2 separate regions of the Mus musculus genome follow, and region 2 is linked to region 1. Evidence: chromatin loops called from intact Hi-C (ENCODE). Cell type or tissue: heart. All regions are shown on one strand. Each heading gives the region's core, and the rest is flanking DNA. Links, peaks and the distances in the headings are about the cores only.

Evidence for each region. A loop is a pair of places that touch in the nucleus more often than their neighbours do. Peaks named below come from ENCODE experiments on the same cell type or tissue, not always from the same donor. Only the 100,000 strongest peaks of a DNase experiment are listed, where the experiment ranks them.
Region 2: it touches region 1 in a loop (3-fold over the local background); 2 of 42 quality-filtered maps call a loop at or near these places.

Annotation. Positions count from the first base shown.
Region 1 is chr1:16,614,490-16,622,741 of GRCm38, reverse strand. It overlaps Ube2w (ubiquitin-conjugating enzyme E2W (putative)), which reads left to right and starts at 3,451. Exons shown (of 6, transcript NM_025773.4): 1 at 3,451-3,505. The coding sequence starts at 3,491. In heart, for the core only: no CTCF peak of the experiment used is centred there; DNase peaks (open chromatin) are centred at 3,421 and 4,091; H3K4me3 peaks cover 1,661 bases; H3K27ac peaks cover 1,582 bases.
Region 2 is chr1:16,684,834-16,693,085 of GRCm38, reverse strand. Ly96 (lymphocyte antigen 96) reads right to left here and starts at 4,630. Exons shown (of 5, transcript NM_016923.2): 1 at 4,467-4,630; 2 at 1,313-1,402. The coding sequence starts at 4,578. In heart, for the core only: no CTCF peak of the experiment used is centred there; a DNase peak (open chromatin) is centred at 4,425; H3K4me3 peaks cover 1,447 bases; H3K27ac peaks cover 1,406 bases.

The sequences.
Region 1 (8,252 bases), core at 2,054-4,553:
ACGCAGACCCATCAGGAATGAAGGTATGGGTCAATCCTCCAGGAAAAGAGCCAAGACCTGCTGAGGTGCTGGCTGAAGGTGAAGGAAATACAGAATGGGTAGTAGAGGAAGGTAGTTATAAATACCAATTAAGGCCACGTAACCAGTTGCAGAAACGAGGATTATAAAGTAATATGAATGCCCATTGTAAATTTACTAATGCGTTTGCGATTGTACGAGGGATAGTTATATCATGTTAGGCGTATTTACAACCTTGTTATTGTTTCATGTGAACATGAGATATTATTTGTGTCAAGTTGACAAGGGGTGGATTGTAGTGGCTATTCCTGGTTGTCAACTTGACAATATTTGGAATGAACTACAATCCGGAATTGGAAGGCTCACCAGTGACCCTTATCTGGAGGCTTGGAGATCCTTATCTGGATCTTGGTTTGAAGATCTTGAGCCATAGTGGCTATGGATTCCAGAAGATTGAATCTCCGAGTTAAGGAACACACCTTTAATCTGGGCTATGCCTTTCATCTGGGATTAAAGGTGTGGTGGAACACACCTTTAATCTGGGCTAAACCTTTTGCTGGAGACAATATAAGGACATTGGAAGAAGGGAGTCTAGCTCTTGCTCTTGCTCCTTCGCCTGCTTGCTGCGTGAGACTGAGTAACTGCTAGATCCTTGGACTTCCATTCACAGCTGCGACTGAACCATTGTTGGGAATTGGGCTGCCGACTGTAAGTCATCAATAAATTCCTTTACTATTTAGAAATTATCCATAAGTTCTGTGACTCTAGAGAACCCTGACTAATACACTATCCTACTCGGCATTATCTCAGGCTTTCCCTTGCCCTGAAGGGGAGACTTCAGACACCTGCCCACATATTCTACTCTCCTGTTTCTTCTTACAAGAGATAGAAGTGATGATGGTTCAGGAGATGAGGAAGAACTGCCTCTCCTTGCCAGCTGATAGTCATTCTACTTGATGTGGAAATTAAAAACTGAATACCATTATTGAATTTAATATAAACAATGATTCTGTTTCTTTCTTTCGTTTGTTTGTTTGTTTGTTTGTTTTAGACAGGGTTTCTTTGTGTATCCCTGGTCGTCCTGGAACTCTGTAGACCAGGCTGGCCTCAATCTCACAGAGATCCACCTGCCTCTGTTACCACCACCCACCTAAAGAATAATTCCACTAAAGAACAATTCATCATATTCATTCTACTTTTACTTGGCTCCAGTTGTCCCAAAGATGTATTTTACAATTCGTTTGAATTGCTAAGTGGAATTAACATTACATTTTGTGCTACTTATGTTTTATCAAAAATACTGCTTTTTAAAAGATTTTCTAACTTTTACTTCATCATGGCTGAGCCTTTTTCTAACATGGTTGTGTCAATTCCTTCCCTATTGTTGGGGATTCACTTCCACTTCCCCTTTTCGTAGTATCCCACTTTAAGGGGCCATATCCACTAATAAGCCATGTTCTGGGAAAAAAATGTGAGTATCTCCATCAAATAACGGGCAGTCAAGAGCTTTAGGAACACTTATTCTCACTGAAAATAGCCTCTACATCACTCCTTGCTCCTGAGTATGTCGGCGAACAGTCTGTTATATATTTTTGCCTTTTGTTTTGCTTTCCGTACTCAGAGATCAAATCCAGGATCTCCTACATGTTAACCACAGGTTTTCCCAGTGAACTATACACCCCAGACCCTATTATGTATTAATTAAAGAATAAAGACGATAGGTAGTTATGAGCTGCTTAGAATTTCCTAGGATGTGACTTTGCCTCCCGTGAAGATCCCTTGGACACCTGTGAGGTGGAAACCTGACATTAGTTCTACTGTAAGCAACACCAAGGTGTAATTGCTTTTCTTCCTTCTGAGTACCTTGTCTAGTAGGCCATTTACTTTGATGAGGTCATAATGCCATGTTTGTAGAGTCTCCTTTGTCATTTACACCTTTGAGAAGAATCAACTTTTAAAACAACATGAACATTAGCTGGTACATTACAGCCTGAGATCACAGGGACAAAGATCTCTGGAAGGCCTGGTGGAGACTCTTTCCTGTAAGCGTACCTCATCACTGGGCTATGTGGGCACTTTGTTCCATGTTGTGATGGTAACGACATACCTGAACTGATAGCGGATATGCTTCTGGTTGAGTCCTGTACTCCAAGTCATGCAAACCCCATGGAAAAGTTCCTCCATGGTGAAGAGAAACCGTCTTGAATATTACACCACAGAAAAACTGGCAGATTTAGACATCTTTTCCTCTCTTGAACACATTTCCTTACGGATGTTCTCAGAGGAACATCGTGCTCTAGCTTAAGTGTGAGAGTGATAACCTACATCACCATTATATTTATATTTTAGAGAAATGTCTAAAAATGAAGCCAAGTCAATAAAAATAAAGATTTAAACTTTCATCCGGGTAAAGTAAAAGCCTTCTACTCAACATGCCATCCTCTCTGATTCCTTTAGAGACAGGACATGAGGTGCAAGCTTTTGGCTTCCATTTTTCGTTTGGTATTTAAGTAAACGACATCTTTGGTTCCGGAGGAGCTTTAAAAATGTGACTTCTGATAAATGCTGGCAGAACTGGTGCATTCCTAGAATAAATTCTGTATGCTCAGCGATTTCTACTCAAGCTCACTCATAGGTCGTCTGATCATGCAACTGCCCACCACAGAATAGGGTGAAGAGAAATCTAGGCATGGCAGAAGGTTTAAGTATTAAGTATTAAGTATTAAATTACGTAAACTATATTCATTATATTGAGATTTCACGGCTAGAGTCAAATTGTTAATCAAAAGTAAGACTGATGTAACAACGACTCTTATGGTATACCTGGACTTTACAATTTAGAGGGTTAGGGAACTAGAAAATTGCACACAAAAGGGAACTCCATTATTCACCCTCCTTCCCTTTCCAGCACGTTTCAAATCCAATTGTTCTTGCTTTTAAGATCACTGCTCTCAGTTTTCATTCTGTCCTATAGGGAAACCTGTGACTCTCTGCCCCTCAAAGTAGAAGCTTCCTAGGTCTGCAAATACCAGAAAGCATCTCCAGGCGAAGTTGTATCTGCCTCAGGAGCGAAAACACGGTAGGTGTAAAAAAGACATATGAAGGGGGTGGGCTGTAAATCTTACACTTGTAGCTGGAAAAACAAAATGAGATCCCCTCCCTGCCAAATGCCCGGACAGCATTGTGACCTCGGCATAACGCTTCAGTCCGACCTGGAGCAGCGCCTCCGCCAGCACTGAGGGTGGGCCCGCGTATAAATTGGCTGGGATGCAAGGTACCTAGGGAGCCCGGCCTGGCCCCGCCCCGCCCCGCCCCGGGCACCCGCGCGCTAGCCAATCGGACACGCGGGCCCCTTCCCATCGGCGACTCCACCCCCGTGCCCGGGATGTTGGGCCCCCGCGGCGTGACGCGAGCACGGCGGCTCCGCCCCCTGCGTCTCGGGCCTCGCTGGCCTTGGGGGGATGGTTTCATCATGGCGTCAATGCAGGTGAGCGGAGCTGCTGCAGCGGGGAGGGCGAGGGGGCCATCGAGACGAGGTGAGCGTCTGCGCGGGGTCGGCGTCCGAGACCTCTGGGCCTGGCTCCGGGCGACCTTCCCTGACCTCGGGGCGTCGGGGGATCGCCTGGCGGCGAGCCGAGCGGGGGTGTCGGCCGGTGGCCGCGGACAGTAGCGGCCGCGAAGTTGTGGCATAAAGGCGGCTTAGGGGGAAGAAAGGGCGAAGTTCGTCGTGCGCTTCGCGGTGGGGGCTCCGCTCCGCGCCCCTACGCGAGGATGCCTGCCGCTCGGCTCCCTGGCCACCGCCGGGATGCTTTTCCCCTCGCGCTCCCCAGCGGGGTGGAAACAGCTGTGCCCGCCGCCGTCACCCGCGGTCGGGGCGGCCGGAGACCGGCAGAGCCCCTCGCCGAGGACGGCCGCCTGCCCACGGCGCTCCGCGGCCTCTGCCCGGCCTCCCACGCGCAGCCTCGGATCGCCGGACTCATGCTCGTTCTTCTCTGATCTTCATCCGGTGCCCGGTGGGTGCCTCCTTCTATCAGCCCGCACTCTGGGCATTCCCTGGCAGCCCACGTCTCTTCTTCGAAGCCGCCCTTCGTCCCTGTCCCCAGCGTCCTGTGCTACCACAACGTGCGAGCTCGTGGGCCTGCTCCTCGGCCTCGATAGAAACTCGCCCTCTTAAATTTTTTTTTCTTGCGATGCCCCACCCTTGCGGGATTGGTAAGGCCGTGGCTCCTTTGCCTTTCTTTCCCAGACCTTTAAAACCTTAGTTTGGTAGGAGACGCCTGTTAACCTGTGCTCTGTCAGACTTGAAGGTGTTTTTTGTAGCTTCCAACTTAATGTATTCCCCCCCCCCCTTGCAAATCCAATAAAAGAAAAAATTTTCAGGCAAAGATGGCAACCACAATTGTAGTTTCTAGAGATTGCATTATCTATAGCCGGCATTTAATTTGCAGATAGGGCTAGCGGTGTTAAAGCACATAGGAAGAGAGAGTAGAACTCTTGTAGCGTGTCAGCGGAACGCTTTTTGGAGTTTTAACATCATCCTCGAGTAACATCCGCATTTTCCTTAGAATTTTTGGTTTTTGTTTCTAGAAGAATAAGCAAGATCTCGTTGTTGGCGCTTCTCTGCTAGCAATGGTTTGCATTCTTACGCATTTCCCTCCTTCCCCTGTATCTTCCTTCAATCAGCTTTCCTTATGGTATTCTTTTTGCATTTGCTTGTACTTTTGGCCTTTCCTGCAGTAGCATTCTTAGGTGAAGAGGTGTCACGAAATGGTGCAGTGAAACAAGAACAATTTCAGGAAACGTTATACTTTACTAGTCTCCCCAGAGACGTTAGAGAAGTTTCATCATTTGAGGCCAAAAAAGGAACTGTGGAACATCAGTTGACAGCAGATGGGCTATATGATTGCTTTAAGATTTTTATCTGTATTAAGACATTATTTGTTACTAACACTTGACGGTGATCTGTCTTAAGATACAGGCATTATTTAAGACTAAAAATGAAGATTAAAATCCACACTGGGATTGTATCTGGCATGAGAGCTGGTTAGCTTTTATACTTAGTTTTTGGAAAAGGCAGATTTGTTTGTAAGAGATTGCTATTTTTGGAATTTACTTTGTCTTCAGCAGTGGGGGAAAGTGCTTTTTATGCCTGTTTCTATGCCTCAGGCAGTGCTGTGGAAGAGTAGCAGCGTCTTTCTTTTGTTGGATTAGAGTGGGAACGGATCCTTTCTGTTCTAAAGTTAAATCTTGACCTTTTATATGTATCTCTTTTAAAGTATCTGATCATTTTTCCTGGAAATAGTAGCATTTTGACACAGATTTATTTCTTATTTCTTAATTGTGTATGTTATCTCTGGGTGGGTATGTGGGTATGAAAGTACCTGTGTAGGCCACACCTGCTCTGGATCTGAGTTACAGGTGCTTGCCAGGTATTGGCTATGGGTGCTGGGAATCAAACCAGGGTCTTCTCAAGAGTAGTTCTTTCTCTTAACTTCTGAACTGGCTCTCAGCTCAATAGCAGAATCACTCTTTGGTGTGGTTTTCATTTGGTATCTTTGCTCAAAGTTTATTTCCTGACCATCTTTACAGCAGAAGTTAACTCTTTTCAAAATAACTTAACATAACACTATAAGTGATCAAATGTGTTCATTAATTCATCTTACCCTAGGGGATATTGTTTTTGCTAAAGAAAAGGTTACTTAAGCTGCTGTATTTTAAAAACATGCATACATATGTAATGTGGGGTTTGATTACTTGGTAACAATGAAATAATTTTTATATATAGTAAAACCAAGTAAGGAAAGTCTTCACTTCTAACTAGAGAATGTGGACTTTGAGATTATAATTACCTTTATGTTTTTGTTTTGGCTTTTCTGGAACTAGACCAGGCTGACCCTAAACTCTCAGGTCCACTTGCCTCTGCCTCCTGAGTGCTGGATGAGATTAAAGGTGTGCGCCACTACTGCCCAGCTTGCTTTTATGTGTTTTATCTTCATTCATTGAAACCGGTTCTTGCTGGGTAGCCTATGCTTACCTCACATTTGCGCTCTTCCTGCCTGGGTCTCCTGAGTCCTGGGCTTGCAGGTTGTTCCACTGTGTCTGACTTTGCTGTCATGCATCCTGCCAGTGCTTCTCAACTTTCTTCCATTCACACTAAGTACAGTAAGATAGATGACGATGTTGGCGGCTGGAAGAGCCCAGCCCGGAAGCTGGCTAGGAAGGTGAGGGATACAGGGTTTTGTTCTCATGCCCATGTGCTGTGGGGAAGCTGCTGTTGCTAGATTCATCTGGGTACAGTTCAGTGGGATGCGTTTCACACCCTGATCCATCCTTTTCCATTTTGCCTCACCTATGCTTCCTACTAGTTCTTTTACAAGCAAAGTCAGAAATCACCAAGTGAGATAATATTTTAAGAATTCTTCCTTTAGAAAAAGCTTTTTTGGATATATTTTAGTTTTATGTGCATGGGCGTTTTGCCTGGCATGTATGTCTGTGTATGCCTGAAGGGGCCAGAAGATGGCTTTAGACCCACTGAAACTGGAGTCACCATGTGGGTGCTGGGGCCTCTGAAAGATCAACAAGCACTCTTAGTTGCTGATCCATCTCTCCAGCCCTAAGAATTCATTCTTAAAAGAATGATTTGCTAAACGGCAATACTTAAAATGGTAGACGATAAAGAAATAGACATAAACTTAATTTTGTTAATTCAGAAAATAGGTTTCAGTGCTAGTAGCACTTGGAAGATGAGTTTAAAACTTTCCTTATATACTGCAAGAGAATTGTTTTATTACTTTTTAAATGTGATTCTGAAATGTTTGTAAAGTTTAACAATACTGGTATATTAACTTTAGCCAAACCCTGAAATTGCATTTTTGGTTTTTTAACTGTATGTGTGTATGTATTTGTATTATATATATTTATTTTTCCATTTCTTATAGCTCATTTCATGTTATGAAACATGTAGTCTGACTTTCATACATATTTTCAAATTTAGTATTTAGCCATTTTGTTCAGACTCCTTTTAAACTAGAAGTTTTAAATTTTACCTGATCGAAGCTGGGCATGCTGATGCAAGCCTTTAATTCCTGCACTTAGGAGGCAGAGGCAGGAAAATCTCTGTGAACTAGGCCAGTTTGGTCTACATAGTAAGTTCTATGACAGCCAGGGCCACATATGAGGCCCTGTCTCAACTTTTTTTTTTTTTTTTTTTTTTTTTTTAACTTAATTGGGATAATAAGGTGGCTGAGTGAGTAAGGCGCCACTACTAAAATTAATCTGGTGTGTTTTCCTAATTTGACCCCTTATATGGTTATGATCTTAGGAATTTAGCACGTAATAGCGGATGTTTGTCAACTATATAAGTAATGTAATTGCAATAAGTGGTTATTCTTTGTGGACCCCTCTCTCTCCCTCTCTCTCTCTCTGAGGGTGTTCTCTGTAAATGACAGACATAAGTGAGCAAAGCACAAAGTGATGGGAATTCTGTCCCTTTTATTTTGTGATCTATCTCTTGTATCTTAGAAGTGGATAGATTTTTAACCATTCAGGCAGCCCTTCGAGATGACTTCATGAAAGCAGGAAGACAGTGCTTTACTCTTAACTGTGAACAAAGCTTGTAAGTATAGTAAAGCCGCTCATCGCTTGGCACTTGAAGAAGCGTTCAGGAGTAACAAGCTGTGCTTTAACTCATTCTACTTCAGGAAAATCTGTTATGCAGAGTTTTAGTGGCAAGGTTGAATAGCTACACAGAAATACTTAAAATCCACATTCACATTATATAGTTGAAAGAGTTGTTCATTGTCTTGTGTGTAGTAAAACTTTTTCTGAGTACTTCTATATTTTTTCCATCTGATTCTTACTGCAGTTTTTCAGGTAACTCTCCTATTGTGACTTAACAATTTCTGTAAGATACTTATTTGGAGAAGTGACTTCTTAAAAATTATATAGTAACTAAGTAGTGAAATGGATTTGAAACCAAGTTCTGAAAACTAGTGAGGTTTGTCCCCCTGTAGGTAATAAAGATTTTACAAAGTTTGGCGTTGCACAGAGGTTACTGAGACGATTAGTTAGCTTTTCAGTCAAGAGTCAAGCAGATGGGCTGGGGATTGATTGCTCAGTGGCAGTACATTTGCCTAGTGTACTTGAGGCTCTGGGTTCTATCCTAGCACTCCATTGCAGAAGAAACAAGTGCTTGTCAGTACATTGACACTAAATACCATTACTAAGAAATTGGC
Region 2 (8,252 bases), core at 2,950-5,449, 69 kb before region 1:
CCAGGGCTTAGAGGAAGCAAGCAGAGCAGCACTGGCTGGCTAATGGGAGGGGATGAGCCTTTGTATTTTCACAGAGCTCCCATCGTCGGCCTTCACACGCTGAGAAGTAATTAAATACAGAATAGAACACAAGGCAAGCACGGTTCCTTCTCTCATGTCATCACCACTATATGTTTTCTAGAAATATCCTCCCTCATGTTAGAGATTGAATGGAAGGCATCACACATCCATGCAAGACCACATTCCCCAAAAAGGTCAACTTTAATAGTAAAGAGTTCTGGGACTGGAAAGATAGATCAGTGTGTAACAGTGCTTGCTGCTCTAAGGAGGACTGGGGTTAGCTTCCCAGAACCCATACCAGGCAGCTCATAACTACCTGTTACTCCAATTCTAAGAGAGCCAAGACCATCTTCTGGCTTCCTCAGGCACTCACACTCACATGAGCACACTCATGTGCACACACACACACACACACACACACACACACACACAGGTGCTAGGAAGGAGAGAAGGAGAGAAGAAGTGAGGGGGAATAAAAATTTTAAATAATAATAATAATAAAAATACTGGCTTGCTCATATACAGATTCTCCAATGGAAACTCAATTACTTCTCACCAGCTGAATAGCTAATAGTTGACAAAGACCACCCATTATTAGCAGGCTCAAGTCATTCCCATTTCTAGCCTATATCCTTGTAAAACCCTCTATATGATGAGTTGTAGAATACAGAAAAAAAAGACAGTACCTGGCTGGAGAGATGGCTCAGTGGCACTGACTGCTCTTTCAGAGGTCCTAAACTCAACTTCCAGCAACCACATGGTGGCTCACAACCATCTGTAATGGGATCAGATACTCTCTTCTGGTGTGTGTATGAAGACAGCAACAGTGTACTCACATACATTAAATAAATAAATTTTTTTTAAAAAAATGACAGTACCACTTCCTTGTCCAAGCCTTTCATCATTACCCTTTGCCAGCTTTGATGAAGCAAGCAGCTAAAGTAATAAGGCCCATGTATCCAACAGCCAGAATCCAGAAACTGAATACTGTCGACCACCACGTGCACTGAGAAGCAGCAACTTCTACAACATGGTCACAATCTTGATCATATCTTTATAAGGGGCCCTGAATGACATGGGTAAACCATGCCCAGACTGCCATCTCACAATAGATATGTGCTATGCTAAGCATATATCTAAGAGTGTGGTAACTTATAATATAGCAATAGATAACAAACATATGTGGAATCGAATTATTCTGAATCTCTAGAGTCCTTTGTAGCCGACTACAAGAGTGAAAGTTTGTACTTACTTGGAATGAACTCAACATGCACAAATCCATTGGTTCCCCTCAGTCTTATGCAGGGTTCAGAACTAATTGAAATAGGGAATTTCAAGTGATCTAAAAGGAATGAAGAAAATACAAGTATATAAAAAAAACTTTCAATAAGTATAGCATTCTGAACATCAGCACAAAAAGATGCTTTTTTATTAAACTTGTATAAGGACTGGTCCACTCTGTTATGGTCACATGCAGGATCATGGGGTTGCTGCTTTCTTCTGACCTGGTGTCGGGGGATTCTCCGGTTCTCAGGATTTATTGGTGTTACTGAGCTAAGGGTCAGATTCTACCTCTGAAAAGCTCATCAAAAGACAGAGGAAGCCAAATATATTCCAGGTGTGGTATCCCATGTCTTTAGTCCCAGCACTCAGGAGGCAGAGGTAGACAGGTCTCTGAGAGGCAAGCCTGGTCTACATACCAAATTCCAGGACAGCCAGGGCTACATAGAGAAACTCTATCTCAAAAAATAACCAACCAAACAAAGACAAATGTTGGGCTCCAGGAGTTGCCTCACAAACCACATGAACACCGATCTCAGTCAGACAGAGATAGTTTATTGAGCATAATTGAGCATACAACTCAGGACTGATCAATCAGGACCACAGGTCAGACTTGGGAGCTGACAGCAACATCTGGTCAAGATCCTATAGGGTTTCTTAAGCCTGAGATCTACAGACATCTGTGCCAAGTTGTTCCACCAATCAGGATTCAGGAAATTTCCTTAGGAACATGTCTTTGTTGCATACTTACCCTGCTCCTCTTTGTTGGGGGTATTCTGTGGCAGGGACTTGCCTTATCTAACATTTATGTCTTAACTTCCCAACCAGGATGTCAGCTACCCACATACATGTCTCCTTCTGCCAAGTAGGATGTCGGTTCCCAGGGAGGTCTTGGGAAATTAAACTTTATCTGAAACTTACTCAAAATGGAAATAGGTGCAGGTGTCTCTCATGCTGAAATCTATCCCAGGGTACCTTGTAAAGGCAAATACTAGAAAAGCTTATACCCCTGTTTAGGAAGTGCTGCTGGGTAGTTGGTTCTGTTCCAAGTTTATTGTGGCTAATTATACAAAACAGTTCTAACTAACTTCTATTGTGATTCCTTTCTAAGAACACCAAAGCACAGAACATCCTACTAACAGCAATAACAGCATGTAAGAAAGTTTCCTTATAATATTAGTAACGGCACAGCATGGCAGGCTAGACAGGTAACAGTTACCTAGGCCTGAACATTTTACCTAGTCCTTAACAAAGACAGTTAAATTGTTACTAAAAGAATAAAGCTGAGGGGTTGGAGAGATGGCTCAGCAGTTAAAAGCACTGACTGCTTTTCTAGAAGTCCAGAGTTCAGTTCCCAGCAGCCATGGCTACTATAGCGTCCTTATATACATAAAATAAATAATTCTTTTTTAAAAGGAGTAAAGCAGAATAATATTTATTATATTTTACTAATTAAGCATATGAAGAGTCACCATGTAGTAGGGGGCTCCATGGTTAAGAGCACTGGCAGAGGACCCAGATTCAACTCTTACCAGCCACATCAGGCAGCTCAAAAGAGACTATAATTGCAGTCCCAGAAAATCTGATGCCTTCTTCTGGCTTCTGAGGGCATCAGCATATACACATATATACATCCAGGAAAACACACACACACACACACACACACACACACACACACACACACACACATATATATAATAAGTAAGTAAATAAATAAATTGACAAAGCAGGGGGCCCAAAAGAAGAGGAAAACAGAGGTTAGCAGACTGAGGACCTTCCTAATGCCCCAGAGATGATTAGTTATTAGTCCCAGTCAGAGTGTTTGGGGACAAGCCAGTCCCCCAAAATAACCAATTTGCAATGCAGGAGTTCTCAAAGTACATTTATAAATTCCCTGCTCCACTTTCAGACAACTAGGCTATGATCTTGCTTTTCCTAGAACTGTCATTTTGGAAGGCACCACCTTCCAGCCACGAAGACATTCCTAGAAGGGGCAGAAAATGGACAACTAACGGAGCGAGCAGCAGAAAGAGGAAACAGATTGAAACAGCTCTCAAGCCCTGTACTAGGTTTTCTGGTCCCAGGCATTTGTTAATGACAAGTTGTAATGTGGCCATAGCGTTAACTATGATCCAATGGCACCAGAGTTTAGCTCAGCTGAAAAATATCTGCAACTCTAGCACTGGAGAGGTCGAGGCAACGGGGAGCATGAGTTTGAGGCTAGCATAAGCTATATAGTCAGTTCTAGGCAGCCTGTACTACAGAATAAGGCACTGTCTCAAAAAAATAAGCAAATAACTCAAAAGGCAGAGGCATATGTATCAATCTCTATGAGTTCCCGGCCAGCCAATGTTATATAGTGATACTTTGAAAAAAATAATAAAATAAGCTGGGCGTGGCAACGTATGCCTTTAATTCCAGGAGGTAGAGGCAGGCAGATCTCTATGATTTCCAACCCAGCCTGTCCTATATAGTGAATTCCAGGTAGTTACAGCTATATAGAAAGACCCTGTCTCAAAACAGATTTCAATAGAGTAATAATTACTGCATAAATCTAAAAATCACTATTCGAAATCAAATAAAATCATTATTTGTCAAGTGACTCATACAGTGAATTCTAAAATAACTTTCATTTTGCAAATTAAAAAAAAAGTGAGGCTGAGAATGTCTAAGTATTTTGCTCAAGGTCACACAGTTGGGGAGGAAGAAGGATGCTTCCAAGAGCACTCTAGGACCACAGGCTGGAGCTACAACCCCACCAGGAAGCACTGTGGGTTAGCCTCCTCAAGAGGAACCAGTTTGTGTCGGGGCTGGTACTCAGAAGCAAACTAGAACTAAGAAGAACCTGAAACCGAGCTCCGAGTGGAGAGAGCTTAACCACAAGACAGCAACAGAGGTAAAAAGCAATTCAGAGGTCCTGGGGAAACGCGGGGGGGGGGGGGGGGGTTGGGAGAGGGAAAGGATGATCCGCACCCGGAAGTGGTCGGCATTGCTCCACCCCCACCCCACACCGCAGCGGGCTCACTGCTGGAGCAGCGTTCCTGCCAGCCCTCCAGCTTCAGGTTCAGTGGAAACTTTCTCTCGAAATAGTTGGCGCCGCAGCTCTTTGTTGCCGGGCCACTTACCACAATAACTGTAGGAAATAATTGCATCGGAGGAGTTGCAGAACCACTGTTGCTTCTCAGATTCAGTCAATATGGGAGAAAGCAGCGTCGAAAAGAGAATAAATGGCAACATGATTTAATATCTCCGATACTTTAAACTCGCCAGGAAGACCATCGGACTCGACAGTAAGGAGGACAGATTTAACTTAGTCAGCAGTCATGTGATTTGGAAGCTCCCATCCAACTGCTTCCTCTTTTTATTTGCATGTGTGACTGTGCATTTGTTTTCATATCTGAGCACTTCCTGTAAGGCAAGAGAAGAAAAAAATGACTTAGAATATACTGTTTCTTAATACTCAGTGTAAACTAAAGTATCCAGCACTTTAAAACAGCACATTTTCAGGGAGACAATTAGCTGCCTTACAGGAAACCCTTACTTAAAAGGAAGTCCACTAGCCGTAGTACACACACCCAGTACTTGACAGGCGGATCTCTGTGAGTTCCAGGTTAGCCTTCTCCAGATAGTGAGTTCCAGGACAGCCAGAGCTATAAGGTGAGATCCTGTCTCAAGAAAGAAAGTCCACCGGTATACTACTTTTCTGTGTGCTGGCCACTCCCTCCCACACACTCCTCCTCATACAACGGTTTCTCCTGACCTAGAAAGCTGCATCTAGCTATCTAAGCTGATTTCTCTCCCCTACCCCCTCTCAATTTCTACTCAAGTACAAACAGGTTCAGCCACAAAACAGACAGGCAAGATGACCCCTACACGGGGTCAGTAGCAATTCCCAGCTGGGACCTCACCAGTTTTGAGAATGCACTCAAAAGGAAGGTTGAACTTGAGGCAATAGTGTTGAGTTGGGGGTGGGGTTGGTGCTGGACTCTAGAGCTCTTCCACAGAGTAGCATCTTGAGGTAAAAGTGTGAGTTCCAGTAATTAAAAAAAAAAAAAAAAAAAGAAAGAAAAAGCTGTTTTGTTCTGGCGTGTATTTCATTCAAAGACTACTTTAGAAAAGTGTGCTTCCTTCAGCTGCACGGCTTTTACAGACTCTTACTTTAGGGTTAGCAGCCAAGAAGGCTTACAGCTGTGGCCTACAATCCGGTTCTAGTGGTGACACTCAACTGCTCACTAAGAACTGTTAAGGTAGCAAGGCAATTGTATTTAAAGCAAAACAATAGAAAGATCAGAGCATACTGTGAGAGCAATGGGTCACCTGAGGATACTCCCGGCCACTGGGTGACTGTGAGGGGCCTCTTTTCATCAAGCCTAAAGGAAGGAGGCACTTGAATCAAGGGGCATAGTTTTGATGGTTCTTTATTTTGATCAATAGATTATGTCATTTAATATTTTTCCTACTATATATGCCCATTTCCATAATGGACCCAAATAATAATTATATAATGTATAATTATATACACACCCAAATATGCATTAGCATAATATGGTAAATAGATTCTTCCTTATAGGATGGTTTACCATATTGAGCACATACCCAAATCCAGATCAGGCCAGTTGGGATTGTCCACTCTTCGTACTGTAAATGTTGGAACACATGAGAATAGAAAGTGTCTAAGTCTGATGGTTGTCAGGGGAGACATACCTATCCCATTGTTCAGAGAAGAGATATGATAGCCCCACCCAGGTGGATGTTCCAGATTGCTAGGTGCATTATTTGGGTAGGGGTATTATGCACAGTATAGACAGGTAAAAGGACTAGGCTGCCAGCTGTTATTAGAAAAGCCGGGGGTGGGAGAGTATATATAACCTGATCCAAACAGAGCCCCAAGTTACTAAAATTCCCTGGGCTTACCTGCCTAACTAAAGACAGAAGAAAAAAAATGTTGTGTCAGTAAAAGGATTTAAACACAACTGCATTTTTCTATTTTAACTGGTTCTTTTAATACTTGAGGATGAGGGGCGCATGTGTGGAAGTCAGAGAACAACTTGTAAGAGCTGGTTCCTTTCTACCACATGAGCTGCAGGTATTGTATTCAAGTCATCAGGCTTGGCAACAAGCATTGTTTACTCAGTCAGCCATCTCACAAGGCCAGGCCCTTTTCTGTTCTAGTTTGTTTTCTGAGGCAAGGTCTCACTGAATAGCTCTGGCTGGCCCAGAACTCACCATATAGATGAGGTTGGCTTTGAACTCACAGAGATCCACCCAATTCTGCCTCTTGAGTGCTTGAGTTTGACACAACATACCACTTTCCGTATGCTTTGAAGAAGATGAAGACCTTGGACTGACATGACATGAACTAGAAGGTAGGCAGAAGCCCCAGCTGCCTAGCCGGGAGGATCTGAATTCCATCTCTTGAAACTGTAAAATGGCCAGGCGTGGTGGCGCACGCCTTTAATCCCAGCACTCGGGAGGCAGAGGCAGGTGGATTTCTGAGTTCCAGGACAGCCAGGGCTATACAGAGAGAAACCCTGTCTCAAAAAGACCAAAAAAAAAAAAACTGTAAAATGAGAGAAGCAGCCGGGTGTAGCACATGACTTTAATCTCAGTACTTCGGAGGCAGGATGAATGGATAATAAAAACACAAATACATTATCGAAAGGAAAAGGTAGCCAGGCGTGGTGGCACATGCCTTTAATCCCAGCACTCGGGAGGCAGAGGCAGAGGCAGGTGGATTTCTGAGTTCGAGGACAGCCTGGTCTACAAAGTGAGTTCCAGGACAGCCAGGGCTATAGAGAAACCCTGTCTCGAAAAACCAAAAAAAAGAAGAAGAAGAAGAAGAAGAAGAAGAAGAAGAAGAAGAAGAAGAAGAAGAAGAAGAAGAAGAAGAAGAAGAAGAAGAAGAAGAAGAAGAAAGGAAAAGGTATCAGCTCAGACCAAGTTCTCAACACAAAAGAGATTTATTGGCCCCAGATAAACAGAGGGCAGGAAATAAGAGACAAAGACCACAGACGATGGAGGATGAGGGAGAAGGGGAAGGGAACGAGGGAGTGAAAGGAGGGTATTTGTCTCAGAGGACAAATGACTGCCTCTGGATAGAGGAGTCAGATGTGGCACATTAAAAAAAAAAAATGGCAGTTCATAAAGGTTTAAGGGGAAAACTGTGTTAGGATGAGATGTTTAATGTTAATTGGGCATGTTATAAATTATGTGAGCCAAAGGGGGCTTTTGATTGCTAAACTTCAATGCTTTGATAGCTGGACCTTGGTAGTCAGCCTCAAGAGGAGGAAGTGGCCAAATAAGGGAATAGACCTTGGTGGCTAGCTTAAGGAATGTAATCTGTTGTTGTTGTTGATGATGTGATGATGGTGTGATGTGATGATAATGTGATGATGATGTAATGATGATGTGATGTGATGATGATGATGTTTTAGCAAGGCAGAGGGAGCCATGCTTGCCATGCTCACCAGAGTCCTAACAAGTTAGGAGAGGTCTTGGAGGAGAAACTATAACCACCATTTTAATAAAGCAGCAAAATCCCTGACTACATTTTAAGTATTTGCCATTATATCCGTAGATAAGTGCCGTATTCTCCCTCCCTCCATTAAGGAAATTTCTCTTTGTAACACATGGAGACCACTATAGAAAACCACAACCAATTAAAATGCAGACTTGTGGGGGCTCAGTCCATGGACACATGAACAAAACACTCCCTGACCTAAGGATCAAGAAAAACTTCAGAAAAGAAGGTGGAAAGACTAAGAGCCAGAGACTCAGAGTGTTTGCTGTGAGACTTTGTATCCTAGTAATGGAGAAAGCTACACTCATAAAGTCTTACCAGCATGACTGCCTAAACATGAAGTGAACAATGACAGTAATAGACGAGGCCTCAACCCTAGACAAAGAACTAC